2 separate regions of the Homo sapiens genome follow, and region 2 is linked to region 1. The links are chromatin loops, found by intact Hi-C in ENCODE. Cell type or tissue: endothelial cell of umbilical vein. All regions are shown on one strand. Links, peaks and the distances in the headings refer to the core of each region. The heading gives the core; the rest is flanking DNA. Region 1 holds the start of C16orf92 (chromosome 16 open reading frame 92). Region 2 overlaps MVP (major vault protein).

Evidence for each region. Hi-C counts contacts between places; a loop is a spot of excess contacts. Peaks named below come from ENCODE experiments on the same cell type or tissue, not always from the same donor. Only the 100,000 strongest peaks of a DNase experiment are listed, where the experiment ranks them.
Region 2: it touches region 1 in a loop (5-fold over the local background); 7 of 110 quality-filtered maps call a loop at or near these places.

The regions. Positions count from the first base shown.
Region 1 is chr16:30,013,820-30,030,889 of GRCh38, forward strand. It overlaps C16orf92 (chromosome 16 open reading frame 92), which reads left to right and starts at 9,379. Exons shown (of 4, transcript NM_001109659.2): 1 at 9,379-9,585; 2 at 9,908-10,066; 3 at 10,180-10,267; 4 at 10,387-10,885. The coding sequence starts at 9,522. The coding sequence ends at 10,408. It overlaps TLCD3B (TLC domain containing 3B), which reads right to left. Exons shown (of 5, transcript NM_031478.6): 1 at 16,584-17,070; 2 at 15,613-15,696; 3 at 12,790-13,024; 4 at 11,907-12,002; 5 at 10,608-11,648. The coding sequence starts at 16,708. The coding sequence ends at 11,364. It also overlaps a transcript of DOC2A not described here. RefSeq lists an enhancer at 14,661-15,505. In endothelial cell of umbilical vein, for the core only: a CTCF peak has its summit at 7,913 (motif pointing left); DNase peaks (open chromatin) are centred at 7,592 and 7,842; H3K4me3 peaks cover 715 bases.
Region 2 is chr16:29,842,387-29,856,326 of GRCh38, forward strand. It overlaps MVP (major vault protein), which reads left to right. Exons shown (of 15, transcript NM_005115.5): 11 at 2,107-2,493; 12 at 3,477-3,593; 13 at 3,772-3,898; 14 at 4,811-4,999; 15 at 5,376-5,635. The coding sequence ends at 5,603. Among named protein-coding and RNA genes, the nearest start is that of CDIPT, 14 kb to the right of the region's middle. RefSeq lists enhancers at 3,268-3,769, 3,770-4,269, 6,162-6,456. In endothelial cell of umbilical vein, for the core only: a CTCF peak has its summit at 6,327 (motif pointing left); a DNase peak (open chromatin) is centred at 6,285.

The DNA of each region.
Region 1 (17,070 bases), core at 5,834-9,833:
TTCTCCTGCCTCAGCCTCCCAAGTAGCTGGGATTACAGGGGCGCACGCCCCACACTTGGCTAAGTTTTTGTATTTTTAGTAGAGACGGTGTTTCACCATCTTAGCCCCGCTGGTCTTGAACTCCTGACCTCATGATCCGCCTGCTTCGGTCTCCCAAAGTGCTGGGATTACAGCTGTGAGCCACCGCGCCTGGCCATGAAGTTCAAAATTCTTAAATGTAGCACGTTCCAAAAGACTGGAAACAACTGAGATACCCAGAAGCAGGGGACCAGTTAAATCAGTCATGATGTAATTCCATGCAGTGAAATAGGGTGCAGCCACAAGAGGCTGTTTTGCTCTTGTTTAGAATCATCTTTTTTTTTTTTTTTAAATATACAAGGTCTCACTACTTTGCCCAAGCTGGTCTCAAATTCCTGGACTCAAGCAATCCTCCCGCTTCGGCCTCCCAAAGTCCTGGGATTACAGGCGTGCGCCACTGTGCCTGGCCCTAGAATCATTTCACAGTTTCATTTTAACTTAGAAAAGCCAAGTGCAGGCCAGGCGCCATGGCTCACGCCTGTAATCCCAGCATTTTGGGAGGCCAAGGCGGGTGGATCACGAGGTCAGGAGATCGAGACCATCTTGTCTAACACGGTGAAACCCCATCTCTACTAAAAATACAAAAAATTAGCTGGGCGTGGAGGCGGGCAACTGTAGTCCCAGCTGCTTGGGAGGCTGAGGCAGGAGAATGGCATGAACCCAGGAGGTAGAGCTTGCAGTGAGCCGAGATTGCGCCACTGCACTCCAGCCTGGGCGACAGAACGAGACTCCATCTCAAAGAAAAAAAAAGCAAAGTGCAGGCTGGGCATGGTGGCTTACACCTGTAATCCCCGCAATTTGGGAGGCCGAGGCGGGAGGATCACGAGGTCAGGAGTTCAAGATCAGCCTAGCCAACATGCTGAAACGCTGTCTCTATTAAAATTACAAAAATTAGCTGGGCATGTTGGCGGGCACCTGTAATCTTGGGAGGCTGAGGCAGGAGAATTGCTTGAACCTGGGAGGCGGAGGTTGCAGTGAGCCGAGATCATGCCACTGCACTCCAGCCTGGGCAACAGAACAAGACTCCATCTCAGAAGAAAAAGAAAAAAGAAAAAAAAATCAAAAAAGAAAAGCAAGTGCAGAGAAGCATGCTTGGAATACTGCCATTTGAGAGGGAAAGAGCTTAGCCGTGTTTGCTTAGTTGTTCATATGTTGTTTCTGGAGGCCTGCACAAGAATGGTAACTGTGTCTCTTGACAAGCTGAGAGAGTGAAAAAATAAAAATAATAATAAAAAAATAATAAATACACAGAAGAAAATATAACTATGGTGACCTCTGGGGAGACAGGGCAGGAAGAGGAAAGACTTACTTTTCAACGTACATCCTTTTGTATTTTTTGAATTTTGTGCCACATGCATAGGTTACCTGTTCCAAAGAATACATTAAAATAATAAATTTTGGTATTTCTTTGTTTGTTTGTTTGTTTGTTTGTTTTTGAGATGGAGTCTCGCTCTGTCACCCAGGCTAGAGTGCAATTGCTCGATCGCGGCTCACCGCAACCTCCGCCTCTCGGGTTCAAGTGATTCTCCCGCGTCACACTCCTGAGTAGCTGGGATTACAGGCACCCGCCATCATGCTCGGCTAATTTTTTTGTATTTTTGTAGAGATGGGTTTTCACCATGTTGGCCAGGCTGATCTTGAACTCCTGACCTCAGGTGATCCGCCTGCCTCGGCCTCCCAAAGTGCTGAGATTACAGGCATGAGCCACTGTGCCTGGCCAAATTTTGGTCTTGTCTTTTTCTTTCTTTTCTTCTTTCCTTCCTTCCTTCCTTCCTTTCTTCCTTCCTTCTTTCCTTCCTTTTTCTTTTTTTTTTTTTTTTTGAGACAGGGTCTCACTGTGTTGCCTAGGCTGGAGTGCAGTGGCAAGATCATAGCTCACGACATCCTCGAACTCTTGGGCTCAGGCGATCCTCCCACTTTAGCCTCCCATGTAGCTGGGACTATAGGTATGCACCACCATGCCTGGCTAATCTGTTTTTGTTTGTTTGTTTGTTTTGTAGAGATGGGTCTTACTATGGTGCCCAGGCTGGTTTCAAACTCCTGGCCTCAAGCCATCCTCCTACCTTGGCCTCCCAAAGTGCTGGGATTACAGGTGTGAGCCAAAGACCATGCCCAGCACAATAATATATATATATATATATATATATATATATATATATTTTTTTTTTTTTTTTTTTTTTTAGACAGAGTCTCGCTCTGTTGCCCAGGCTGGAATGCAGTGGCACGATCTTGGCTCACTGCAACCTCCACCTCCCAGGTTCAAGCCTCAGCCTCCCAAGTAGCTGGGATTACAGGTGCACACCACCATGCCTGGCTAATTGTTGTATTTTTAGTGGAGATAGGGTTTCACCATGTTGGCCAGGCTGGTCTCGAACTCCTGACCTCAAGTGATCTGCCTGCCTTGGCCTCCCAAAGTGCTGGGATTACAGGCATGAGCCACTGCACCCGGCCAATATTTCTAAAGTAAAGGCAACCGTTAGGTTTCCTTCGTGGCTCTCCAGAATAAGAAAGGAAGCAGGACGAAGGGAGACACAGTGCAGTGTGAAAGCCGGTGAGTTTAGCAAGAGGGTGTCCATGACCTGGGCGCAGGGGGCCTGCAGTGAGGGGAGGGGGACACTCTGGTCAAGGAACCTGTCGAGTCCTCTCTCCTGTGCTCTCTTCCCACGGTGCTTGCTCAACCCCAGCCCTGCCTGCCTCCAGAAGAACTTGTTGAAGACAGGTAAGGATGAGGCTGGAGTTCAAGCCAATTTCAGAGGAAAATGATGGACAGTGCTGAGCCCTGCTTTGTCCAGAGACGGGAGGCTTTTGCACCAGTCACCCAGTCATTCAGTAAATATTGACTGAATATCGACTATAGATTGTGGGGATACAACCAGGCCCAAGGTCAATGAGCTGTGACTTCACAGCCTCATAGGGAAGACAGACAAATACACAGACAATCCCCATCCAGGGAAACTGACGTGGGGACAGGGGATGGTCAGAAGCCATGGGAACTCAGGGTCCTATGAGGTAGGAGGGAACAAAGATTAACACCTCACTTCCCAGAAAAGGAGTTGTCTCAACTGAGACCTGAAAGATGAGGAGGAGTTACCCAGGTCAAGCTTGGGGGCAAGTGTATTCTAGGCAGAGGTGTGTGCCAAAGCTGGGAGGCAGTCCAGAGTACGGCATATTCAGAAAAGAAATCATTCTACCAGCCTGGTCAACATGACGAAACCCTGTCTAAAAAAAAAAATTAGCCAGGAGTGGTGGTGTGCACTTGTAGTCCCAGCTACTCGGGAGGCTGAGGCAGGATGATCGCTTGAGCCCAGGAGTTTGAGGCTGCAGTGAGCCAAGATCAAGCCACTGTACTCCAGCCTGAGTGACAGAGTGAGACCCTGTCTCAAAAAAAAAAAAAAAGAGAAAAAGAAAGAAAGAAATCATTCCACCAAAAAGACACCTGCACTTGTGTGTTTATTGCAGCACTGTTCACAATAGGAAAGACACAGAATCAATCTAGGTGCCCACCAACAGTGGACTGGATAAAGAAAATGTGATATGTATATGCCATGGAATACTATGCAGCCATAAAAAAGAATGAAATTATATCCCTTGCAGCAACATGGATGCAGCTGGAGGCCATTATCCTAACTGAATTAATGCGGAAACAGAAAATCAAATACCACATGTTCTCGTAAGTGGGAGCTAAACATTGGGTACCTATGGACATAAAGATGAGAATAACAGACACTGGGGACTCCAAAAAAGGGGAGGGAGGGAAAGAGTCGAAAAACTACCTATTGCCGGGTGCGGTGGCTCATGCCTGTAATCCCAGCACTTTGGGAGGCCAAGGTGGGCGGATTGCTTGAGGCCAGGAGTTTGAGACCAGCCTGGCCAACATGGCGAAACCCCATCTCTACTAAAAATACAAAAATAATTAAGTGGGCTTGGTGGCATGCGTCTGTAATCCCAGCTACTCAGGAGGCTGAGGCACAAGAATCACTTGAACCTGGGAGGTGGAGGTTGCAATGAGCTGAGATCGTGCCACTGCACTCCAGCCTGGGCAACAGAGTGGGACTCTGTCTCCGGAAAAAAAAAAAAAAAAGAAAGAAAAGAAAATTGAGGCTGGGCGCTGTAATCCCAGCACTTTGGGAGGCCAAGGCAGGAGGATCCCTTGAGCCCCGGAGTTCAAGACCAGCCTGGGCAACATAGTGAAATCCTATTTCTACCAAAAAAAAAAAAAAAAAAAAAAAAAACTTAGCTGGGCATGATGACTTGATGATGCAGTCCCAGCTACTTGGGAGGCTGAGGAGAGAGGATTGCTTGAGCCTGGGAGGTCGATGCTGCAGTGAGCTATGATTGCACCACTGCACTCCAGCCTGGGCAACAGAGTGAGATGCTGTCTCAAAAAAAAAAAAAAAGAAAGAAAGAAAATTGAACCAACAGATCTTTTTATTCTTATCTTTTACAGATGGGATTCTCTGTCACCCAGCTTGGAGTGTAGCAGCACGATCATGGCTCACTTCAACCTTGAACTCCTGGCCTCCAGTGATCCTCCCACCTCGGCTTCCCAAATTTCTCGGATTACAGGCATGAGCCCCCGAACCTGGCCTAACAGGTCTCAATTTGGGGTTCATTAGGTGAGAGATAAGGAAGCAGGATGATTCCTAGGTTTCTGTGTTGAGCAGACCATCTAGAGGAATGATGGGACCATCCACTGAGACGAAAAGATGGGAGCAGAGCAGGTCTGGAGTAGGACTCCATTTGTGATCCATTGCCTTGGAGATGTATTTGGACATCACAAACAGACATCTCGGAGTCTGGAGCTCCAAGGAGAGGTCTGGGCTGGAAATATACATTTGTGAGTCACTGGCATATAGATGGTATTTAAAGCCACGAGTATGGATGAGATCACCTAGGCAGAGAATATAGATAGCAAGACAAGGCCCCATGCTGAGTTGGCTGGAGAAGGAGTCCTGAGAACTGGTGAGTGTGGTTCCAGGGCTCTGAGTCAGGGACAGGTGCACCTGCTGGGAGGCAGACGGAATGGAAAGAGAGAGAACCATTTGATTTGGCAGATTATGAGCTCTTTTGTGGACTTGATCAAAGCAGCTTCAGTGGATTGGTGGGGACTAAGCCAGATTAGAAGAGGTTGAAGAATTGGCTGGGCGAGGTGACTCATGCCTGTAATCCCAGCACTTTGGGAGGCAGAGGCAGGCAGATCACCTGAGGTCAGGAGTTTGAGACCAGCTTGGCCAACGTGGTGAAACCCCATCTCTACTAAAAATTAAAAAATTAGCTGGGTGTGGTGGTGGGTGCCTGTAATCCCAGTTACTCAGGAGGCCGAAGTGGGAGAATCGTTTGAACCCGGGAGGCAGAGGTTGCGGTGAGCCGAGATCGCGCCACTGCACTCCAGCCTGGGTGACTGAATGAGACTCCATCTCAGAAAAAGAAGAGATTGAAGAGTCCATTAAAGATGAGGGAGTGGAGACAGCAGGTGTAGATGACCCAGAGTTGCCCGTCTACTCTAGAATGATGCGCATCTATGAGTTCTCTCCCTTGTCATTCTTGAGGTCAGGGACCGTGCCGTGGTGATTTCTGAGTCATAAATGGAGTCCAGCCAGTGCGTAGCAGGAGCTCAGCACGTTTATGTCATGGATGAATAAATGGGTGAATGGATAATGCATTGTTTGGGTCAAAATGGCCTTTACTAGTAGAGATAGCTTAATGTTTTTGAAGCATTTGAGGAAACAAAAGAAAGTCAACCCCAAAGGCCATAGGTTCTGTGTCCCTTCTCCCAGCTAACCTCAAGGAGCAGTTGCCTGTGGGCCTGGGGCACGAGCCCTGGCCCAGCGTCGGGAACCAGGTTATTTATTTATTGAGACAGAGTCTCGAGTGTCACCCAGGCTGGAGTGCAGTGGTGCGATCTTGGCTCACTGCAACCTCCACCTACCGGGCTCAAGTGATTCTCCTGCCTCAGATTCCTGAGTAGCTGGGACTATAGGCACGTACCACCATGCCTAGTTAATCTTTTTTTTTTTCTTTTTCTTTTTGAGATGAAATTTCACCCTGTCACCCAGGCTGGAGTGCAGTGGCGCAATTTAGGCTCACCGCAACCTCTGCCTCTTGTGTTCAAGCAGTTCTCCTGTCTCAGCCTCCCGAGTAGCTGGGGCTACAGGCGCATGCTACCGCACCCGGCTTATTTTTGTATTTTTAGTAGAGACGTGGTTTCACCATATTGGTCAGGCTGGTCTTGAACTCCTGACCTCAGGTGATCCACTTGCCTCGGCCTCCCAAAGTGCTGGGATTATAGGTGTGAGCCACCGCGCCCAGCCTTTTTTTGGATTTTTAGTAGAGAGGAGATTTCATCATGTTGGGCAGGCTGGTCTCGAACTCCTGGCCTCAAGTGATCCACCCATCTTGGCCTCCCAAAGTGCTGGGATCATAGGTGTGAGCACCGCGCCTGGCCCAAAAACCACATTACTGAGTCCCTTCTGCTGCCTCTCACATGCCTTGTGGCTTTGGATAAATCCCTTCCTTTTTCTTAGAAGTGATCTGCATGGCGGCTCACACCTGTCATCCCAGCATTTTGGGAGGCCAGGGTGGGAGAATCACTTATGCCCAGGAGTTTGAGACCAGCCTGGGCAACATAGCAAGACTCCATCTCTGCAAAGAAAAAAAGAAGTAGGCTGGGCGCAGTCGCACACGCCTGTAATCCCAGCACTTTAGGAGGCCGCGGAGGGCAGATCACTTGAGGTCAGGAGTTTGAGACCAGACTGGCCAACATGATGAAATTCCGTCTCTACTTTAAAAAACTACAAAAATTAGCCAGGCATGGTGGCATATGCTTTTGATCCTGGCTACTCGGGAGGCTGAGGCAGGAGAATCGCTTGAACCAAGGAGGCAGAGGTTGCAGTGAGCCAAGATCGTGCCACTGCACTCCAGCCTGGGCAACAGACAGAGACTCCATCTAAAAAACAAAACAAAACAAAACAAAAAATAGGCAGGTGTGGTGGTGCACGCCTGTGGTCCCAGCTACTTGGGAGGCTGAGGTGAGAGGATCGCTTGAGCCCAGGAGGTCGAGGCTGCACTCCAGCCTGGGTGACAGATAGAGCAATATCCTGTCTCAAAAAAAGGGAAGCCATCAGCGCAGCACAGGGGAAGCAGCCCACGTGAGCCAGTCCCATAGATATTCGTTTCCCTCCTTCCCCACCCCCGCCCCGCTGCCCCCTTTTTTTCTCTCTCTGGGCTTTTTACTTGTTTAGGAACTCGAAGCGGTTCATGGCAAGTACCCCGAGTCCTAGCCCACCTGCTCTCTGCATAGGGTTGCGGCAGAGCACCTCACACGCGCAGATACACGCCTGGCTTTAGGGGAAGTCGCGGCACTGGGTCTGCAGAGTCCGCTGAGCACGCACCTTCGTTGTGAAACTAAGGAAACCCTGGAGTGTCCTTGGGCTTGGGTGGGATGGAACATGCCCGTGACAGACAGGCCCACCTGCCAATCAGAAGGGCGCTCTCCTTAGCTGGGATGGGGCCGCAGGAGTGGAAATGGCTGTTGGGAGGTGGCAGAGATGGGAGATGGGGTGGCCACGGGGGAGCCGCCGGCCACAGAAGAGGAAACGGAGGTGCAGGGAGCGGAGTCTGCGAAGGACGCGTGGATGGCCAAGAGATGTGCCTCGGAAAGGGCCGAGGGACTTCCTCTGACCAACCCCCGACGGCCATTCCCAGCCATCCGTTTTCCTGCAGCCGCGGATGCAACCTGTGGAAGAGGCGGGAGGAGGCCCGGGAGTCCGCCCCGCTGCGCCTTTCCTAGGGTGGGAGCGTGGACTCAGGCGCGGCCGCTGCTGCCACCTAGTGGGAGACGCCTGCTACTCCTCTCGGTTCCTAACCCCAGGGTCGTTCCCGGCTGAGCACTAAGGAGGGGGCGGGGGAGGACGGAGAGAGCCCTGTGCCCCTGGATCTGCGGATAGGATGCAAGGGGGAGCCTCAGAGAGGAACCCCCCCCCCAGGAAGTGTGCATTGCCCACACTACTTTTCCCCTCTGTGCCGTGATTTCCTCCCGTGTATAAGGGAGGCAAGAGTACCTGCCTCTGGGCTGGGCTTGGTGGCTCACGCCTGTAATCCCAACACTTTGGGAGGCCGAGGCAGGCGGATCATCCGAGTTCAGGAGTTCAAGACCAGCCTGGCCAACATGGTGAAACCCCATCTCTACTAAAAGTACAAAAATCAGCCGAACAGTGATGGTGCGCGCCTGTAATCCCACTCCAGGAGGCTGAGGCAGGAGAATCGCTTGAACCCAGGAGGTGGAGGTTGCAGTGAGCTGAGATTGTGCGTCTGCACTCCAGCCTGGCGGACAGAGTGAAACTCCATCTCAAAAAAAAAAAAAAAAAAAAAAAAAAAAAAGAGTACCTGCCTCTGAGGGTCAGTGCAAGAGCAAATGAACAAATTTGTGCAAGGTACTTGGCCATAAATGGGGTCCAGCCAGCATAGTAATAGGTGTTCAATAAATGCTACCTGCTGGGCATGGTGGCTCATGCCTGTAATCCCAGCACTTTGGGAGGCCGAAGCTGGAGGATCACCTGAGGCCAGAAGTTCGAAACCAGCCTGGGCAACATAGCAAGCCCTCATTTCTACAAAAAATGCAAAAATTAGCCGGGCATGGTGGCACATGCCTGTGGTCCCAGCTACTCAGGAGGCTGATGTGGGAGGATCACTTGAGGCCAGGAGTTCAAGGCTGCAGTAATCATACCACTGTACTCCAGCCTGGGTGACAGAGTGAGACCCTGTCTCTGAAAATACATAAAATAGGCCGGGCGCTTTGGGAGGCCGAGGCGAACAGATCACCTGAGGTGAGGAGTTCAAGACCAGCCTGACCAACATAGTGAAACCCTGTCTCTACTAAAAATACAAAAATTAGCCGGGTGTGGTGGCAGACAGATAAAAGGAAGGGATTTATCCAAAGCTGTAATCCCAGATACTCAGGAGGCTGAGGCAAGAGAATCACTTGAACCCAGGAGGCAGAGGCTGTAGAGAGCCAAGATGGCGCCACTGCATTCCCACCTGGGTGACAGACAGAGACCCTGTCTCCAAAAAAATGAAAATAAATAAAACAAATGTTACCTGTGGTTGATCCAAGGGGTAACCGGAGGTGTGTGGCCCTGTGCCACCACCCCAAATTGTGCCTGTTGTCCAAACACAGCTTCCTTTAGTTCGGGCTTTCAGCAAGATGGCCGTGCCGCATCCCTCCTCTTTGTAAATGCTGGGGCTGCCACCATTATGGTTTTATCATCAGCGACATTCCAGGGGGTGAAGACTGGTCCCAACCTCTCTTCTCCTCTCCTCTTCTGATGAGAGTGAGGGATGGGGGAGGGGTCCCAGCTCCTAGCACTTTCTCCCCTCACCCCAAAGTGCCATCAGAACAGCTCTGGGCTGTGACATCACAGAGCCCCCACCTCATGATAGGAGTCATGAGGCTGTGGCCATGGGTGCTGGTGTGGGTGTGGCTGGCTGCACTAGGGGCCATAGAAACTGGTAAGAAGCTGTCTTGGGAGCAGCAGGAAGGCAGGCAGCTCTGGGAGCATAAAGTGTGATGCCCACTTAGGGACTCGGAAGCCAACCCTGCACCCTCTCATTTTCTCTCCACTCTTCTCTCCCATCCTGCTGGTCCCACCTACCCCCCAACAACCGCGAGCCTTGTCGTGGTGCACCCAGCTGACCCTGAGGGAAATCAAGACCCTCCACAGCCTCTGCAATAAGGCTGGGTGGTCTCACAGGGTCCCAAGTCAGCTTCCGCCTCGAGAGATAAAGGCAGGGGTCAGCTTGGCTGTTGTCACAGAGTTTGCTTGGGTCCTAGCACCCAGACCCAAGCGTGCCACGGCGTCAGCCCTGGGGACAGAGTCTCCGCGCTTCTTAGACAGACCTGACTTCTTCGATTATCCGGACTCAGACCAAGCCAGGCTGCTGGCTGTGGCCCAGTTTATTGGAGAGAAACCCATCGTGTTCATTAACTCAGGTATGAACCAGCTTGAGAAGGGACCTCCCTCCCCGCCAGGGTCTGGAGGAGAGCAGCCCCAGACCCTTCATTGGGCCATCAGAGGGGAGTTAAGGGTCCTGTTTGTCTAGCAGGTTCCAGCCCCGGGCTCTTCCATCACATCCTGGTGGGCTTGCTGGTGGTGGCGTTCTTCTTTCTCCTTTTCCAGTTCTGCACCCACATGTAAGGCCTGCCCCCTTTCTCCAACCCCACCCACCACCACCTTCCTTGGGAGCGGCTGAAGACCCCAGTTCTAGCGGGGCAGGCTGTGACCTCTCCCCTCTGATCTCCATGCCCCACAGAAACTTCCAGAAAGGGGCCTAAAGAGCCGGACAAGGGCTCTGGACTCAACCTGAGCACCCACACCCACCTCCTCTCCTGTTGATGAGCAAAAGTTCCCTGCTTTCCTCCTCCCTGACTGCCCAGCGAGCAGCTGGGGATCCTGTCCCCTCTGTTTCCCATGGCCCAAGCCCCCCACCTCCTCCCTTCCCAGCCCCAAAGAACTTGGTGGCAAGGGCCTTGGTGGCGTTCACGCAGATCGTCTTTTATTAGCGGTCTGTAAAGCACCTCCCAGGGTCCCCCGACCCCAGATTGGAGGAAGCCTTGAGAGGTCAGTAGCACCAGGGACATGGCAGGGCCCGAGGGCGCGATGTGCAGCCGATGGTGAGGGACTGGGCGCCCTCGCCTGCCCCCGGGGTTGTCAGCACTGGGAAGGCTTGGGGGTAGCAGCCACCTCCTTCCCCCAACCCAACAGACTAGTTCAAATTTGGGTAAATAAATAAAATAAATAAGATTCCTCAAGCTGGCCTACCCTGGAGAGGAGCCGTGGTTGCAGCCGGCCACTCGGGAGGCCCGAGGGCCAGCGGGGGTTAGTTGGGGCGTCCTCTCCTCTCGGGTGATGGGGAGCCCTGGGGGATGGCAGCATAGGGGCTGGGATGGCCTTGGCAGAGGCGTCTCCCCACATTCTGACTCCTGGTCCCCTTGAAACCCTGTTGGTGTCCCTCCCCACAAGCCCTCCTGCCCTCAGTGGGTGGGAGGCGGTGCCCCCTCCCCTCCTCCAGCGCAAGGGTGTGCAGGAAGGGGGCAGAGTAGGGGGAAGAGGTCCCCTCTCTCCACCCCCTCAGTCCCCGAGAGATGGGGCCTCTTCCCTTTCGGGGTCATCGTCAGTCCTGGGGTTGTCCGGGCAAGAGGACCCTGGCTCCCAACCCCAGCCATCAGCCCCAGAGCCCTGTCTCCACGGGGGTGGGGGTGGGGAGGGGGAGGGTCCCGGCCCCCGGCCTCAGTCCTGGGCCTGGCAGGCCGGGGGCGGCCGGGAGCGGGGCCAGAAGAGGCGGCAGGCCCCACGGCAGATGAGGAAGAACCAGTAGAGCTGAGGGGCCAGGAGCAGCGCAGCGCCCAGGTTGACGTGGGCAGGGATGGCCAGGGGCACGGCCAGCAGGGGCAGGCCGGCATGGCGCCCGTAGGCCCAGTACAGGTAGGGAAAGAGCAGCACCCGGCAGCAGAGGAAGCTGAGCAGCATCAGGGCCCCGTTCACCTTGTGCAGCAGTGTGTGCTGCTGCTTGTACTGAGGAGACACAGACACAGTGGCCACGGCAGCAGAAGGGCTCGGCCCCCCTTGGCCCTCTCCCTGCCTCCCTGCGACCCTAGCAGGCAGCTCCTCCCAAACCAGACACTTTGCCAGGACACAAGCACCAGGTGCTCAAAATGCACGGGGTGAGGGGGGGATGACGAAGGGGCTAGAGCCCTTGGCAGCAACCTTGAAGGTCCCTCCCCTTCCTGTGACCTCCCCATTGGGCTCCTGCACCCTCCCATGCTCACTCACCTGGATGAGGATCTTGCCAAGGCAGACGAAGGGCGTGCTGACCTCTGCCATCAACATGCAACCCAGAAAGAAGTCTCCCTTACCCTGTCGCCACACCTGGGCACAGAGGCAGGAAGGTGAGGAGCTGGGGCTCTCCCTGGGTTCTTGGGCAGCCCCCGCCCTTCCTCTTTCCCCTCTGTCACTTTGGGAGATGCTTGACTCTGAACATCAGAACACCTGGGTGCAGGGCTGGGTGCAGTGGCTCACGCCGGTAATCCCAGCACTTTGGGAGGCTGAGGCAGGTGGATCACGAGGTCAGGAGTTTGAGACCAGCCTGGCCAACATGGTGAAACCCCGTCTGTACTAAAAATACCAAAAAAATTAGCCAGGCGTGTTGGTGGGCACCTGTAATCCCAGCTACTGGGGAGGCTGAGATGGGAGAATCACTTGAACTCAGGAGGCGGAGGTTTCAGTGAGCCGAGATCACACCACTGCACTCCAGCCTGAGTGACAGAGAGAGACTCCGTCTTGGAAAGAAAAAAAAGAGAAAGAACACCTGGGTGCAGGAGCAGGTGCATGACTTGGCTGCATCCCTCTCACGGTCCTGCAGAAAGACTGTGTCCCTTATGTAACAGGTGAGGAAACTGAGGCTCAGAGACGTGCAACCACAAATCCAAAGAGCCACAGCCGGGCATCGTCCAGCCCAGGGCCAGGCTGCCCCCACACCCTGGTGCCCTGGGCTGGTGCTCAGTGAACCCTGCCTGTCCACAGCTTTCCCTGGGAATACGCTGGGTCTGCTTGGTTGTCAGTACGCAGACCCGGGGCTTCCCAGGCTCCTGCCAGCACCAGCAGGACCAAGGAGCAGGCCACCCGCACCCCGCCCGCCCAGCTCCCCGGGACTCACCACTGAGAGTGGGAAGCACACCAGCACCATGGCGGCATGGTGGAGCACCATGAGGAACTCCTTGTGCAGGTAGCCACGCGCTATGGCCCACGTGCTGCCCGGGGCTCTGGCCGCTCCGTCGTCCCCTCCATGCCCTTTGACCTGGTGCTTGTGCCAGTGACAGAGGAACATGGCGTAGATGTCGTAGATGAAGTAGGGCACAGCAAATTGCGTGTAGGCAGAGGACAGCCAGTGTCTGTTGGGCAGAGAGACGGGGTGGGGGAGCAAGGAGGAAAGGGGACACCAGTGATTGGGGTCAGATCTCAGGGGTCAGCACAGCAGCCCTGGACAGGAGCGGAGTCTTGGGTACAGATGAGGGATCCAGAGGGTAGAGGGTGAGAAACTTGCCCAAGGTCACACAGTCATGCAGCTAGTAAGAGATGGTGCTGGGATTCAAACCTGTGGTCTCAGAACTCACCCATGTTCCTCTCTCTCTGCAGTATAGTCGGGGGAAAAGAAAAGACCAGAAGATGCCCACAGACCAAAAGGCACAGATACAGTGCCAAAATAAGCCCAGGACAGGCAGGTGGGACCTTGCCATGGTTATTTGTCCTAACCTTACCATGAGGTTAGGACCAGCAACAGCTGAAGGGGCGAGAGTGCTGGAGAGAGAGGTCACAGGGGTGGACGCCCATTCCTGCCTCCTGGGACAGGCGATCTTCCAAACTTCCCATGCATAGCCTTATTTACCCCTCCCAAAACCCTGTAAAAGGTAGGTGTGGCCATCATCCCCACTGTACAGGTGAAGAAGTGAGTCACAGAGGGGCTAGGTAACCTGGCCAAGGAAGGGACATGGGCGGTGTGGCTCCACAGCCCTCACTGTCATCCCCACCATCCCCAGAAGATCCGAGAGGCATCAGAGACAGACCCTGTTGGCAAGTGAGAGGTCTTGTCAGCGCTGTTCGCCCTGCCCCAAAGTCACCCAATCTCTTGTCTATTTTGTGTTGTTTTTCAGGGACAGCCAAGCGTTAAGGGGAAAATGCAGAGCAAAAGGAGCCAAGGACAAAGAAAGTTCCATGTACTTGGAGAGTAAACAAAAACGAGAAATGGATGAATAGACAAGACAGCATTTTTCTTCTGGAGTCAGCACATTGGCAGTTTCTCTTAAATCCTGTAGTCCCAAGACTGGCCTGGGGTGGGGGCAGGAGGTCAGAGAGGCAGGACCTGGGGTGCTCGCCCCACAAGGGGTGGAGGGATGAAAGCAGAGTCAGCCAGAAGCCATCACCAAACATGAGGCACGTGGAGGAGGCTGTGGAGAAGTTGGGGCTGAGGCCTCTGAGGATGGGGAGCCTGAGGCAGGCGGCCTGTGAGTGGAGCCAACCCATTCTCCAGCAGGGACGGTACCAGGGAAAAGGGAACCTGAGACTGGTGCAGTGGTGTGGAGCTGCGGCCCAGAGGCAGGGAAAGATGAGAGGGGAGGGGCAGCTGTAGAGAACGCGAAGCGGGAACACAGGGAGAGAGGTCCCAAGTGGCCTGGAGGAGTCAGGGCAGGAAGCTGCCCAGAATGCAGGCCCAGCAGAGGTGATGGGAGATGGGACAGCTGGGCTGGTGCAGGAGACCAGGAGGGGCCACCAGGCCCTGGGCTGTCATGTGAGGTGTTAGATCCCATCCCCACCCTCTTGGCAATTAGGTGCTCAGAAGTAGGAACAGCTGCTGCCCTGGATTAACCCGGATCCTCCCCACCTACCTGAGGATTAAAGCAGGGAAGACGGACAGGAACAGACACAGGGGGGCCTGGGGAGCAGGGGGTACAGAAGCTAAACGGTGACCTCTGCATGTGAAGGCTGGGGAGGAAGTGCTGGATCCCAGGCTCAGCTTGGAGCAGGGGAGGGAAGGGGTGGGCAGAGGCCAAGAAGCAGCCAAGTCCCTGGGCGGGGTCTGAAGAAAGAGTTAAGCCAAGAACTGTCCTCTGCAGCTGCCACTTAACTCAATTCCTCTCGCTGAAGCCCTTCCAGGAAGGGCCGCTGCCTCACCACAGAAGAGGCAACTCATCTTCGGGAAAAGAGGAGGCAAACAGAAACAGGGCACCCCCCATCAGGGGCGTCCAAATGTTCCCTGGGACTCAGTGGCTGCCACAGAAGGGAAGCGGTGCTGAAAGCTACAAAGGGGGCGTTGTGGGCACCTCTAAGGCAACTTGCAACGGGCCACCCGTGGGTCACCTAGGGCGGCCGTCAGCACCACGGACAGGGCCCCTCTCCTCCCCGTCCCCCCGCCTCCTGCCTGCACACCTCTGGGCCTTTTTGGCAACCACCAGACACTGCAGCAGCTGCCTGGCCACATTTTGGCCTCTTCACCCTCATCCCCTCCCGCACTGCCTGGCCGTGTGTGGCCTTGTGCGTGTCATCTCTCCCTTGTCCTCTCCCTCAGGCATGGAGTGGATGCCGGATGCCTGGATTATGGGAAGGGCTGAGGGGTGAGCCTGGCATGAGGAGGGGGCACCCCATCTGGGTGCTGGCTGGAAATGGGGTCTGCCTCCTGGGGTGGAAGGCAGGGAGGAGGTGGGGAACCACGACAACACGGGAGACCTGGAAGCCGACTAGAAAGCGCTTTGAGGATCCTCTCTGATCCCCGCTCCTTCTCCCCCTGGTTCTGACCTTTAAGGACAGGACAGGATAAATTTATCCCTGGGTGTTGAGTTGCGGTTATTGCAGTTAACTTGCTCAGGCCCAAGTTAAGGGCTTGGGGACCACAGACAGAGTTCCCTCCAAGATGTGGGGTCTTCCGGGATTACCCGTACACGCCAACCACTGGCACCTGGGCAGGGGGGTGTCTCGCAGCACTTACTGGTCATCAATGATGTGCTTGCAGGAGGTGGAGACGATGTAGCCGGCAGTGGAGGCCATGATGGCCTGGACAGAGGACACCAGCCTGGGGGAGAGAGGGAGGCGTGCTAGAAAGGCAGAAGGGAAGAGGCGTGTGCCTTGATTTCTCCTCGTTGCTAGTCTAACGACTGCGCTTTGCGTTCAGCCACTTCTCGGGCCAGTCCTTGCCTGCCTTCGCCCAAGGCTGGGCTGCCTGAGGTGTGCCCCACCACAGGTACCTCACGGCTCTCCGGCCCGCTCGGCTGCTGTTCCTCAGTCCACCCCACTCCTTGCCACCTTCTTCCTTCCCCATTTGTGGAAACTGAGTCTCCCTCTTCTCAAGCCCGCAGGGTGTCTGTCCTGAGGTGAGACTGAGAGTGAACTGCTGGCCTGGACCTCTCCCCACGAGGGGAGCCTGGGCCGGTTCTTGCCCCGCTTAGCTGTCCAGTCATGACGCAGGCCTCACTCTGGACCCTTTGTGACCCCGAGTTCCCCAGTCACTTTCCCACTGTCTCCTGACTGCCACCAGCCTCCACTCTGCACTCTGGCCCTGTTCTAGGGGTGTAGAGTTGTACCATCCACTCCTCCATCCCTGGCCCCCAAACACTCACCCTGAATGACACCTAGCTGTCTGGCCCTGGCCTCAGTCCCTAATGTCTTATAGGAATGTCTTCGCCGCATGCTGGCCCTGTTTTGGAGGGTGGGAGGGTGTACGGGGAAGAAGAGAGAGGCGGGCTGAACACTAGTAGACCAGATGGCCGGGCTGGATGAGGTCTCCCAGAACAGTGAGCAAGGCAGGCAGTGAGGAGAGAGGAAGCCTGGGGGTAAAGCCCCGGACCCCCACAGGAGCTCCCAGTCCCCCACCGCTGAGGGTCCAGAGAAGTGCCAGGTCCCTTCCATTCCCTGAGAAGCCCAAGAAGCAGACAGGGGCTGAGGGGAAAGAAAGTGGTTTACCTGGCTGAGACAATGACTGCGTCGGCCTCCTCCCAGCGTAGCTGGGGCAGCCGCTGGAGCGTGTTCTTGGAGAGGAGGAAGAGTCCGGGGAACACCACCCCCCCGGCCACCATCGGGGTCAGCATGGTGGCTCAGGACTTGGGCAGGGAGGCAGGCGGGCCGTGAAGGGGCAGGGAGGCCGAGTGGAAGGAGTTAGGGGTGGAGAAGGGACGCCAAGCCCGGGAAGGAGGGAGAAAACGATGAGAAGGGGCACAAAGGGGCCAGGGCGGGGACGGGATGGGGCCAGGGAGTCCGATGAAACTGGGGAGTCGGGAGGGGGCTGGCTGGGCAGAGACGGGGGAGGGGAGGATGGGAGAAGGGGAGCAGGAGCAGGCCAGCGAGGGATGGGGAGAGGCAAAGAGGGGATGGCTTGGTGAGGGACAGAGAGGAAGAGGGGACAGGAGGAGGAGGATGCGGATGGGGGAGGGGAGGGAGCCACCAGGCAGGT
Region 2 (13,940 bases), core at 4,685-8,684, 170 kb before region 1:
CCCCCACCTCCCGGATTCAAGCGAGTCTCCTGCCTCAACCTCCCAAGTGGCTAGGATTACAGGCATGTGCCACCATGCCCAGCTAGTTTTGTATTTTTAGTAGAGATGGGGTTTCTCCATGTTGGTCAGGCTGGTCTCGAACTCCTGACCTCAGGTGATCCGCCTGCCTCGGCTTCCCAAAGTGCTGGGATTACAGGCATGAGCCACTGCACCCGGTCAACCCTGTTTCAAAACAAAAAAAACAAACCGGGTGGCAAGCAGTGGGTGAGGGTTCCTGCTGGGTGCAGCCTAGGAACCCCAAGAAAAGGAGGGTCCTGCTCAAGTGCTGGTGCTGGGCTCCTCATGAAGGCAGGACACCTCATTCAGTGCTGAGGTCAAGAGGGAACCTAGGAGTTCACGCAAATCCAGGGAAGGCGTGGGCTCACCTCCTGGGGTCAGGACTCAGGGATCCAGTAGCAGGACACTACCCCAACTAAGCTCCCAGTGAGCGTGCAGCCAAATGCGTAACTGTCGGGCTGTTAAAAGATGCATGGGACACAGCTGGCGGGAGTGGGCAGTGCAAGGGGGCGGTGAGAACTCAAGTTCAGAAACTGACTGCCCTGGCCTGCGCCCCCGCCCTGCTGTTTGCAGCCTGTGGACCTGGGGAAGGGACAGGGTGCTTTCCTCAGTTTCCCCATCTGTAACATGAGGAAGACAGCATTTTCTCCTTCACAAGGCCATTGAAAAGATGCAATGAGTGTTAGAACAGTGCCTCTATTGGTCAGAGCTCAATAGCAGCTATTAGGATTGGGTGAGATAAGTCATGTACAGAAACAGTGTTCATGACTGGGTACTGTGGCTCACACCTGTGATCCCAGCACTTTGGGAGGCTGTGGCAGGAGGATTGCTTGAGGCCAGGAGTTTGAGACCAGGCTGGGCAACATAACAAGACTCTGTTTCAAAAAAAAAAAATTTATAAACTAGCTGGGCATGGTGGTACATGTCTATAGACCCAACTACTTGGAAGGCTGAGGTGGGAAAATTGCCTGAGCCCAGGAATTTGAGGCTGCAGCAAGCTATGATTGTGCCACCACACTCCAGCCTGGACAACAGAGACCCACAGAGACCCTGTCTCGGAGGAAGGGAGGAAGGGAGGAAGGGAGGAAGGGAGGAAGGGAGGAAGGGAGGGAGGGAGGGAGGGAGGGAGGGAGGGAGGAAGGGAGGAAGGGAGGGAGGGAGGGTCAGGCGTGGTGGCTCATGCCTGTAATCACAGCACTTTGGGAGACTGAGGCAGGCAGATCACTTGAGGTCAGGAGTTTGAGACCAGCCTGGCCAACATGGTGAATCCCTGTCTCTACTAAAAATACAAAAATTAGCCAGGCCTGGTTGTGGGCACCTGTAGTCCCAGCTTGTAGTCCCAGCTACTCAAGAGGCTGAGGCAGGAGAATCTCTTGAATCCGGGAGGCGGAGGTTGCAGTGAACCCAGATCGAGCCACTGCACTCCAGCCTGGGCGACGGAGCAAGACTGTCTCCAAAAAGAATATTCAATACTCCCAAGCATGTCCCTCACCTCTTAGCTGAGAGCAGCCAGTGCCCTGATGGCGGCAGACAGCTGCCGACATATTCCCAGGGCTGCCGACATATTCCCAGGCACTACAACATCATAGTTAAGAGCACAGGCCCCAGAAGCAGCTGCCTGGTTCAGCTTTCTGGCTTGTCACATGTTATATGGCAAGTCTTGGGCCAGCCACTTGACTTCCCTGGACCTCTACTTCCTCATCTGTAAAATGGGGGTGGTGATCATTGCCATCTCATAGGGTGGCTGAGTGGGATTAAAGGAGAACGTGTGTTAAGTTTTTAGGACCTTACCAGGCATACATTAGCATTCTCTATTGCGAGAGACCCTGCCCGGCCACACAGGATGGGTGTTGAAGTTCTTCTCGGAGAGAGTTGCTGGCTGGGCGTGATCACACATGTAGTCCCAGCACTTTGGGAGGCTGAGGTTGGGGGGTTGCCTGAGCCCAGGAGTTCAAGACCAGCCTGGGCAACATGGCAAGACCTTGTCTCTTCTAAAGAGAGATTCCTGGGTGAAAGCAGCTTCCCCATTCTGGGCCTGTTTGTTCACAGGCACTTTGAGGTGAATGACCGGAAGGACCCCCAAGAGACGGCCAAGCTCTTTTCAGTGCCAGACTTTGTAGGTGATGCCTGCAAAGCCATCGCATCCCGGGTGCGGGGGGCCGTGGCCTCTGTCACTTTCGATGACTTCCATAAGAACTCAGCCCGCATCATTCGCACTGCTGTCTTTGGCTTTGAGACCTCGGAAGCGAAGGGCCCCGATGGCATGGCCCTGCCCAGGCCCCGGGACCAGGCTGTCTTCCCCCAAAACGGGCTGGTGGTCAGCAGTGTGGACGTGCAGTCAGTGGAGCCTGTGGATCAGAGGACCCGGGACGCCCTGCAACGCAGCGTCCAGCTGGCCATCGAGATCACCACCAACTCCCAGGAAGCGGCGGCCAAGTAAGTGAGGCTGGGAGCTCGGCTGCCTATAATGCCCATGGCAGGCCACTGCTGGGAACTGGATAACCTGGCATCCCTTGTGGACTGCCTGCTGCCATCCCTACCCTCAAAGATCTATTCCCTACCCAACAGATCAGGTGACCCACTTAAAATGTGAATCAGGCTGGGCGCGGTGGCTCATGCCCGTAATCCCAGCACTGTGAGAGGCTGAGGCAGGAAGATCACTTGAAGCCAGGAGTTTGAGGCTGCAGTGAGCCATGATTGCGCCACTGCACTCCAGCCTGGGCAACAGGCCTGGGAGACTGACCCTGTCTCAAAAGAAAAAAAAAAAAAAAAGCACGTATCAGATGTGGCTCCTGCAGCCTCCCATCTTGCATGTGATAAAACCTAAACTCCTTCCTGCAGCTCCAGCCGGCCTCCCCCGATTTGCCTTCTAGCCTCCCCCTTCCATGCTCCTCGTCCCTGGAACATGTTCCAGCTGACATGTTCCAGCCCCACTGGCTTCCTCTGCTCCTTCAATGCACAGCTTGGACCCACCTGAAGGCCTTTTGCAATGGCTATTCCTGCTGCCCAGAAAGCTTCCCCCCGCCCCTGAGCTCCCTTCCAGGCAGGCTTCTCCTTCTGGCTTCAGCCCAAAGATCCCCTCCTTGGGGAACACTTTTCTTTCTCTCACAGCTGAATAGCACCCTCTTTGCCTGGTCTCTCCCACACTTGTCACTGTCTGAAATCCTCCTTGTATACTTGTTCTTTTCCCACTCAAGTGGCGTGAAAGTAGGGGGCCGCAGTCACGCCTGCATTTGTCCGGCCTAGAATGACACTGGCTTGTGGCGCGTATACCATTCTGGGTTGAGTTGCGTATTGGGTGCCTTCTAGGGGCTGGGGTCTGTCCTGGGCACCGGTTTGGTTGGTGGCCGCTGCCCTTGGCGCTCCTGTTCCTGCTCTGGCCCCATGCCAGCCTCTCACCTGCGCTCCGTCTCCTCCAGGCATGAGGCTCAGAGACTGGAGCAGGAAGCCCGCGGCCGGCTTGAGCGGCAGAAGATCCTGGACCAGTCAGAAGCCGAGAAAGCTCGCAAGGAACTTTTGGAGCTGGAGGCTCTGAGGTGGGTTGAGAACTAGAGGAGGAGACTGGCAGGGGCCGAGGGTCTTAGGACAGCAGCTGGTGTGGGCAGCAGGCCTGGGTGGGGTGTCGATGAGACAGTGCACGGCTACAGCATAAGCCAAGGCCGTGGGGGGACTGGGCTGTCTCCCGGGTCTTACCTGACTCTGCCTTCTCCCCAGCATGGCCGTGGAGAGCACCGGGACTGCCAAGGCGGAGGCCGAGTCCCGTGCGGAGGCAGCCCGGATTGAGGGAGAAGGGTCCGTGCTGCAGGCCAAGCTAAAAGCACAGGCCTTGGCCATTGAAACGGTGAGTGGGGGGAGGCATTAAGAAGAGGGTGGCCTTGAGTCCTGGAAAAGGCCCATTCCCTACAGTCCCTGAGACTGTATAGGACACCAGGTCCCCCAACATAAAGCCCTATCCAAGTACTTTGCATTTGCAAAGTCCTTTGCCTTGTAGGATTCATTGACTCCATTGCTGGAAGGTAAGGATTAGAACACCCATTTTGCAGCTGGGCGCTCATGCACTGGCCACCTTGGCACAAGTGCTGTGTATGCTTCATAGGCATTATCTTATTTAATGCTTGAAATCCCATTAAGAGGCCGGGTGCAGTGGCTCACGCCTGTAATCCTAGCACTTTGGGAGGCCGAGGCGGGTGGATCACCTGAGGTCAGGAGTTCAAGACCAGCTTGGCCAACATGGTGAAACCCCATCTCTACTGAAAATACAAAAAATTAGCTGGGTATGGTGGCATGTGTCTGTAACCCCAACTACTTGGTAGGCTGAGGCAGGAGAATTGCTTGAACCCAGGAGGTGTGGAGGCTGCGGTGAGCTGAGGTTGTGCCACTACACTCCAGCCTGGGCAACAAGAGTGAAACTCCATCTCAAAAATAAAGTAAATAAAAATAAATGTAAAAAGAGGCCTAGTGTGGTGCCTCAGGTCTCTAACCCCAGCACTTTGGAAAGCTGAGATGGGAGGATCATTTGAGGTCAGTTCGAGACCAGTTCAAGACTAGCCTGGGCAACATAGCAAGACCTCATCTCTACAAAAACAAAATTTTTTAATTGACTGGGTGTGGTGGCACATGCCTGTAGTCCCAGCTACCCAGGAGGCTGAGGCAGGAGGATCCTTTGAGCCAGGAGTTCAAGGCTGCAGTGAGTCCTGATCTGCATTCCAGCCTGGGTCAAAAAATAAAGAATGATTGATTTTTCCTCTTCCAGGAGGCTGAGCTCCAGAGGGTCCAGAAGGTCCGAGAGCTGGAACTGGTCTATGCCCGGGCCCAGCTGGAGCTGGAGGTGAGCAAGGCTCAGCAGCTGGCTGAGGTGGAGGTGAAGAAGTTCAAGCAGATGACAGAGGCCATAGGCCCCAGCACCATCAGGGACCTTGCTGTGGCTGGGCCTGAGATGCAGGTGAGAGTTGGGGAAGGTGTGTTGGTTTCAGGACCAACCTTGAAACCAGGAAGGCAGAGCCAAGGCGGAAAACACAACATCTGGAAAGATTGTGGGGAAGGGAGGGGTGAGTGACCTGACCCACGATGCAGGGACATTCACACAGTGTCACGCTGCATCAACGTCAGGCACTGTACTAGACCCAGCAGTGAGCCAGAGCTCCGGAGGAGACAGGAAATGGATGGGACGCCAGTCTGACAGGCATTTCCAAGGCAGTCAAGCAGGGTGGTCAGATGCAGGGGAGGTGACCCTTCAAACCAGCTGACTTAAGGAGGGTCACTCTGAAGTGGCCAGGGTTTGACGCCCATCTCAACTTCCTCCTGTTCTCACCCTCCAGGTAAAACTGCTCCAGTCCCTGGGCCTGAAATCAACCCTCATCACCGATGGCTCCACTCCCATCAACCTCTTCAACACAGCCTTTGGGCTGCTGGGGATGGGGCCCGAGGGTCAGCCCCTGGGCAGAAGGGTGGCCAGTGGGCCCAGCCCTGGGGAGGGGATATCCCCCCAGTCTGCTCAGGCCCCTCAAGCTCCTGGAGACAACCACGTGGTGCCTGTACTGCGCTAACTCCTGATTAATACAATGGAAGTTTCTGGGCATTTACAATTTCAACACTTTTCTCTTGTCTGACATTGGTTGGGGTTACCAGGGAGCTTAATGGTGGGGAGGGGAGGTGCCCCTGGCATCTTTTTTTTTTTTTTCGAGCTGGAGTCTTGCTCTGTCACCCAGGCTGGAGTGCAGTGGTGTGATCTCTGCTCACTGTAACCTCCACCTCCCAGGTTCAAGTGATTCTCCTGCCTCAGCCTCCTGAGTAGCTGGGATTACAGGCACGTGCCACCACGCCCAGCTAATTTTTGTATTTTTTAGTAGAGATGGGGTTTCACCATGTTGGCCAGGCTGGTCTCGAACTCCCAACCTCAGGTGATCTACCTGCCTCGGCCTCCCAAAGTGCTGGGATTACAGGTGTGAGCCACTGTGCCCGGTCAACATCTTTAGATAGTTACAGGAGACTCTTCTCCTCCATAAAGGGGAGAGGACCCCGAGGCAGGGGAAGGATGAGCTGGAAGTCACCCAGTAGGAATGTGGCCCCAAAGCCTTGTGCACTGGGCTTCCTAGAGCCCAGATAGGGGTGATGATGCCACGGGTGGGGGCATGGGGCCCACAATGGCAACATCTCACCACTGGTTCTCCAGGAGCCCAGCTGCCTGGTAGCTCTCAGCTGTTGCAGATGCAACCCAGCTTCCCATTCGGGAGGCGCCCTCCAGCGCCACCTGCTGGAGCACCCACAGCACCAGCAGACGTGTCAGGCTTGCACCCGGTGCTGTGCGCTTGTCCCTTCCCAGGTGGGGGTGTCAGGTTGGGGAGGAGGACCCTGCCTAGGGCAGTAGGAATTGGGCATCTCCTTGAGCTTCCGGTCTGGGCTGTTTGGGAGCACTGAAGGAGGAGTGCCCTTATCCCACCTTCTCCCCCACAACCAGTATGGGGTCCTCATTTGAGAGAAGGATCCAGGTGCAGTCAGCCTGGGTGCACTAGCCCTTTGGGGCCAGGAACAGTTGTAGGTGCCAGGCCTGCCCCGTCTCTGCCGAGGAAGTAAAAAGATCCCAGGGGCCGAGTGCAAGAGCTTAGGCCTGTAACCCCAGCACCTTGGGAGGCCAAGGCACAAGGATCACTTGAGACTAGGAGTTCGAGACCAGCCTGGGCAACATAGCAAGACCCCCATCTCTACCAAAAAAAAAAAAAAAAAAGCAAAAGCCAGATGTTATGGCATGCATCCGTGTTCCCAGCTACTCGGGGGGCTAAGGTGAGAGGATTGCCTAAGCCCAGAAGTTGGAGGCAGCAGTGAGCTATGATCATACCACTGCAGTCCAGCCTGGGTGACAGAGGGAGACCCTGTCTCTATAAAAAAAAACAAAACAAACAAAACCCTTAAAGCCTCCCTAAAGCCCTCATTTTCACCTTCCTGTAATATTGAGTGGAAAAAGCCCGATCCCCCCTTAAACCACCTCCCTCCCTCTCTGCCCTGCCCCTGACCGTTGCTGCAGGAGGAACACCCCACGGAGCTGACTGATCTTATTTTAAACTCATGGGAACAAATTTTGAGGGAGGTGCAGCTTCTCTGGCTGTGCTGCTCTGTCTTGTGTGCGATCCGCTTTGAGACAACCATTCACACCACCTCTCCTCTCAGCCTCCTACACCCCTGCCCACTTTCTCTCACCTCTTTGAGAAAATAGAAGCAAATTGGGTAGGAAGGCCCTTCCCAGCAACAAACCTAACAAACTGCTGGCATCTAGACTGTCCTCCCTCCTCTTCCCACCCTGGGCTCCTCCCCTTGGGCTCTAGGAGAGAGGGCTGCATTCCTTCACTGATTGCCGTCCTCTCCTGTGCTGTCAATTTTTTTTTCTTTTTTTTTTTTTTCTTGAGACTGAGTCTCGCTCTGTCACCCAGGTTGGAGTGCAGTGGCGTGATCTCAGCTCACTGCAACCTCTGCCTCCTGGATTCAAGTGATTCTCCTGCCTCAGCCTCCCGAGTTGCTGGGACTACAGTCATGCACCACCATGCCCTGCTAATTTTTGTATTTTTGGTAGACATGGGGTTTTGCCATCTTGTCCAGACTGATCATGAACCCCTGACCTCATGATCTGCCTGCCTTGGCCCCCCAAAGGGCTGGGATAACAGGTGTGAGCCACTGTACCCAGCTGATATGCCATCAATTTCTTCTCTCCTGCATCATCATCATCAGGATATAGACATGTCTACTCTGTCCATATAAAACAACTCCCTTAACCCTATGAGCCCCTCTAACTTCCACCTCTCCTTTTTCCATCACAGCCAAATTTTTCCAGAGTTCTCTGTGGTCTCACTTTCCATTCCTCATCTCTCATTATCTCTTCAAACCACTCCAGATAGGGCCAAACGTGGTGGCTCACGCCTGTAATCCCAGCACTTTGGGAGGCCGAGGTGGGTAGATCACCTGAGGTCGGGAGTTCAAGACCAGCCTGGCCGACATGGTGAAACCCTGTCTCTACTAAAAATACAAAAGTGAGCCAGGTGTGGTGGTGGGTGCCTGTAATCCCAGCTACTCGGCAGGCTGACGGAGGAGAATCGCTTGAACCTGGGAGGCAGAGGTTGTAGTGAGCGAGATTGCGCCATTGTACTCCAGCCTGGGCAACAAAAGCAAAACTCCGACTCAAAAAAACACCCCAGTTTGCTTCTGTCTCTGCCCCTTACTTTATGGAAACTGCTTTATTCGGCATCACCAGTAATGTCCCGTTGCTAAATCCAGTAGTTGATCGGTCACTTGGCACAGTTGGCCATTCCTCCCATGCTGGGCTTTCCTGACATCACCTGTTCTAGTTTTCTTTCTCGCTTCTCTCAGTAGGTTCCCTAAGGCCCACTTCTCATGCTGACATTCTTGTCCAATCGCATGACCTCAGATGGTCTCTATACCACTGACCTCAGAATCCATTACTCCAGCTCCGACCTCACCCAAGAGCTCTGGACTCATTTCCAATCCATGCCTTGATGTCTCCACGTGGACCTCAATTGGTGATCAGGCTTTGGCTCTTGCCAATGAAATGCAAGGGGAAATGACATCACATGCCTGTTCTTCCCTTTTCCATATAAATGGGTGACCAGCAATGTTCCAAGTGGAAGCTGCTCCAACCACCTGGGTCCCAGGGAGAAAATGGCATGAGGTGCAGCCACAGCTGACCTGCAACAGACATGTGGCAGGAGTGAGAAATGTTTGCTGTATTAAGCAACGGAGATTTGGGGGGTTTTGTTACCACAGTATAACCTAGCCTATCCTGACTACTTTGTGTGCCTCACAGGATTGTAAGATCTCATAGGTCATAGGGGAAACTCCTCTAAATTGTATGCAAGGGGCCAGGTGCAGTGGCTCACGCCTGTTATCCCAGCACTTTGGGAGGCCGAGGTGGGTGGATCACCTGAGGTTGGGAGTTCAAGACCAGCCTGGCCAACATGGTGAAACCCCGTCTCTACTAAAAATACAAAAAAAAAAAAAAAAACACAAAAAAAACTAGGCGTGGTGGCACACGTCTGTAATTCCAGCTACTCAGGAGGCTGAGGCAGGAGAATCGTTTGAACCCCGGAGGTGGAGGCTGCAGTCTGCCGAGATCGTGCTACTGCACTCCAGCCTGGGAGAGGGCAAAACTCCATCTTAAAAAAAAAAAAAAAAAATTATATGCACGAAGAGGGGCCCAGCACAGGCCATAGAGTGGGGAAGACAGGACTTGCTGGAAATACAGTGAGCTTCTGTCTCCAAAAAAAAAAAAAAAAAAAAAAATTAGATTAATTTTTTTTTAACTTTACATTTTTAAAATTTTAATTATTAGGTTTAACCTCAAATTTTTTTTTTTTTTTTTTTTTGAGACAGGGTCTTGCTCTGGCTTGGTGGTTAAATATTTTGAATTTCATCCCTGGGGCTTAGGGTTGCCCCAAGCAACCTGTTTACTGAAAGAAGCCTGAAATATACATTGAATTTTTTTTTCTTTTTAGACAGAGTCTCGCTTTGTCGCCCAGGCTGGAGTGCAGTGGCATGATCTCGGCTCACTGCAACCTCTGCTTCCCAGGTTCGAGCAATTCTCCTACCTCAGCCTCCTGAGTAGCGAGAATTACAGGCGTGTGCCACCACGCCTGGCTAATTTTTGTATTTTTTGAGACAGAGTTTTGCTACTGTTGCCCAGGCTGGAGTGCAATGGCACAATCCCGGCTCACTGCAACCTCTGCTTCCTGGGTTCAAGCGATTCTCCTGCCTCAGCCTCCCAGGTAGCTGGGATTACAGGTGCCTGCCGCCACACCCAGGTAATTTTTGTATTTTTAGTAGAGATGAGGTTTCACCATGTTGGCCAGGCTGGTCTTGAACTCCTGACCTCAGGTGATCTGCCCGCCTTGGCCTCCCAAAGTGCTGGGGTTACAGGCATGAGCCACAGCGCCTGGCCCTAGTTTTTTATATCTTAAAAATTAGGCCTATGTCTAATCCAAAAAAAGTGTTTTTAGATTAAATTAGCTAGGTGTGGTGGCATGTGCCTGTAGTCCCAGCTACTCAGGAGGCTGAAGTAGGAGGATCACTTGAGCTCAGGAATTTGAGGCTGCAGTGAGCTATGACGGCATCACTGTACTCCAGCCTGGGCAACAGAGTGAGACCCTGTCTCAAAAACATACATAGAGAACAGTGTGATCTCTGAAGAAGTTCAACACAGCCTGTTTTTCTCTAGCACTAGAACAAATGGCTTTTCTTTGGTTGAATACCAAAGTAATTGATGTGTTGAAGGACCCCCTTTATAAGAAAAATCTGTGTCTTTCAACAGCGAACACATTCAGCATGGTAAGATGCTGTTTACCGAATCAGTTTCCTCTTCCACTTACGCCCACAACTAATCTGTGTCCCAGCTTCCCTTGTCCTCAGACACTGCCGTGTGACCGAGTTGTAGCCAATGGAATGGAAGTGGAAGTAATAAGTGCTAATTTCCTGTCTTTCCATAAAAACTTGGCTCCTGCAACCTCCATACACATCATCTGCCTACATGATGCAAACAAGCTGGGCAGTCCCAGGAGCCACGTGTTGAAAATGGCAGAATCACAGAACAGGAGATGCCCGAATTCCTGAATCGCCGCTTGCAGGAGAGCTGTCTCCCAGTCGGCAGCATCTGATTAAGATTTAATATGAGTTAGAAATAAAATAATGTTCTTTCTTTTTTTTTTTTTTTTTTGAGACAGAGTCTTGCTCTGCCTCCAGGCTGGAGTGCAGTGGCACGGTCTCGGCTCACTGCAACTTCCGCCTCCTGGTTCAAGTGATTCTCCTGCCTCAGCCTCCCGAGTAGCTGGGACTACAGGCGTGCACCACCACACCCAGTTAATTTTTGTATTTTTTGTAGAAATGAGGTTTCACCATGTTGGCCAGGCTGGTCTCGAACTCCTGACCTCAGGTGATCCCCCACCTCAGCCTCCCAAAATGCTGGGATTATAGGTGTGAGCCACCACGCCTGGCCAACTCTTTAACTCTTTTGTAGCAATGGGGACTTGCTATGTTACCCAGGCTAGTCTCAAGCTCCTGACCTCAAGTAATCCTCCTGTTTCAGCCTCCCAAAGTGCTGGGATTACAGGCATGTGCCACCACAACCAGTCTAGAAATAAACTATCATGTTTGAGGCACTACACATCTTGAAGTTTGTTACAGTAGTTAGGGTTATTTTTAATCACAGAAGGAGAGCCTTGAAGACTGAGACTGCCTAGAGGAACAGCAAATGTACAGGTACTGATCTCCTGCCCTCCGAGGCGCAGTCATTGAGTGGAACAAACAAATGAAACTTCTTACACAGTGGCGTGGTGATCATTCATTTATTCTGAAGGCATATAGCTGATTCCAGAAGGCTATTACTGCACATATAACGTGACTCCACTATGTTCCCTAGATCAAATATAGATACTCCAGGGCCCAGGTCAGCTCAGCCTTTCCCCACTCCCCACCTCCAGATCAAGGGCTCTGCAGGTTCTTCCTGAGCCCAGGCCAGCCACTGGACATGGAACGCCGGCACCAGTCTGACTGCGAGCCACGTCCCTGTAGGCCAAGGGGACTTAGAAGCCCTCCTGTGAGTCTTCAGTGCTACCCTACAAGCCTCAGGATGCTCGGGTGCAGATTCTTTTAGACTGCCCGTGCTCACACTCTCCTCCTCAACTCTCTTTTTTAAGATCACATATGGCCAGGTGCAATGGCTCACGCCTACAATCCCACCACTTTAGGAGGCCGAGGCGGGTGGATTACCTGAAGTCAGGAGTTCGAGACCAGCCTGGCCAACATGGAGAAACCCCATCTCTACTAAAAATACTAAATTAGCCGGGCGCGGTGGCGGGTGCCTGTAATCCCAGCTACTCAGGAGGCTGAGGAAGGAGAATTGCTTGAACCCCAGGGGCAGAGATTGTAGTGAGCCGAGATTGCACCACTTTACTCCAGCCTGGGCTAAAGAGTGAAACTTCTGTCTCAAAAAAAAAAAAAAAATCACATATGGCCAGGCATGGTGGTTCATGCCTGTAATTGCAGCACTTTGGGAGGTTGAGGTGGGAGGATCACTTGAGCCCAGGAATTCAAGACCAACCTGGGCAACATAAGGATACCCCATCTCTACAAAAAAATACAAAAATAGTGTGCTGGGGGTGGTGGTGCCGCCTGTAGTCCCAGCTACTCAAGAGGCTGAGGCTGGAGGATCACTTGAGCCCAGGAGGCAGATGTTGTGATGAGTCGAGATGGAGCTACTGCACTGCAACCTGGGTGACAGAGTGAGACCTTGTCTCAAAACAAAACAACTCAATGTAGCTGGATTTACACAGTCAGCCTTCTGATGTCACTGTAAATGGTTAGAGCCAAGGAGCCTAGGAGCCAGCCAGGGACATGGGAGTCAGGCAGGCCAAGGGCTCTGTCCTCTGGGGCTGGAGAGAGAGGACCCACCAGGCTGGAGGAAGAGCCAACAGGAAGGAGAAAGGGCTGCAGGGCAGGCACAGGGACAGCCCCTGACCCAGTCTCCTACCTTGACTGCAGCAGGCCAGGTAGTGGGGTGCCCACAGCTGGAAACGCACCTCAGTTTTTTGTTTTTTGTTCTTTTGAGACGGAGACTCATCTGTCGCCAGGCTGGAGTGCAGTAGCACAATCTTGGTTCACTGCAACCTCTGCCTCCCAGGTTCAGGCGATTTTCCTGTCTCAGCCTCCCGAGTAGCTGGAACTACAGTAGGCGCGTGCCACCACACCCAGGTAATTTTTAGTAGAGACAGGGTTTCACCGTGTTAGCCAGGGTGGTCTCTATCTCCTGACCTCGTGATCTGCCCACCTTGGCCTCCCAAAGTGCTGGGATTACAGGCGTGAGCCACCACACCCACCGCACCTCAGTTTTGTGCACCAATAGCTTCTTCAAGCACAGGTCTGTCCCTGCCACTGTCCTGCTTTAAGCCCCTCAACGTTCATCCTATACGTGTCCCCCAAAAAGCGCGAGATGATTTACCGCAGCACCATTCACAGTGGTAGGACCAGGTTAAACTGAATTTTTTTTTGAGACAGAGTCTCACTCTGTCACCTAGGCTGGAGTGCAGTGGTGCGATCTCAGCTCACTGCAACCTCTGCCTCCCGGGTTCAAGCGATCCTCCTGCCTCAGCCTCCCGAGTAGCTGGGATTACAGGCGCCTGCCACCACGCCTGGCGTTCTATGCAACCATTCAGAAGCCCGCTGGCGTGAAAGTACTGCGTACAATTAAGTGTTCAGGTACAGGCTCTGGAACCAGACTGGCCAGGCTGCCACCTCTCGGGGCCTGTTTCCTCTCTGGGGAATGAGAACAGTAACAGGGCTGTCGTATTGTGTGCAACTGTACAATTGTGAGATAAGATAATGCACGCAAATAGCACTTAGAGCAGGGTAGCTTGTGTTAGCAGAACAGCACATACATAAAATGAATGTTAAGATATGGAAATGGGCTAGACACAGTGGCTCACACCTGTAATTCTAGCGCTTTGAGAAGCCAAAGCAGGAGGATCACTTGAGGCCAGGAGTTTGAGACCAACCTGTGCAACACAGTGATACCCCCATCTCTACAGAAAAACATAAAAATTAGCCGGGCATGGTGGTGCATGCCTGTAGTCCCAGCTGTTCAGCAGGCTGAGGCAGGAGGACTGCTTGAGCCTGAGAGGTCGAGGCTGCAGTGAGCTATGATCATGCCACTGCACTCCAGCCCAGGTGACAGAGAGAGACCCTGTCTCCACAGTAAAATTTTAAAAAGTCCTCTGGGCTCCTAGGCCGCCCCAGCTGGCTTCTGCGTCGCCTCTCACCAGCTCTCCCAGCCCCCAACCCCCACTCCCCCAACCTCCCTGGAGCACTTGGTGCTCCAGGCCCTGTGACCTAGA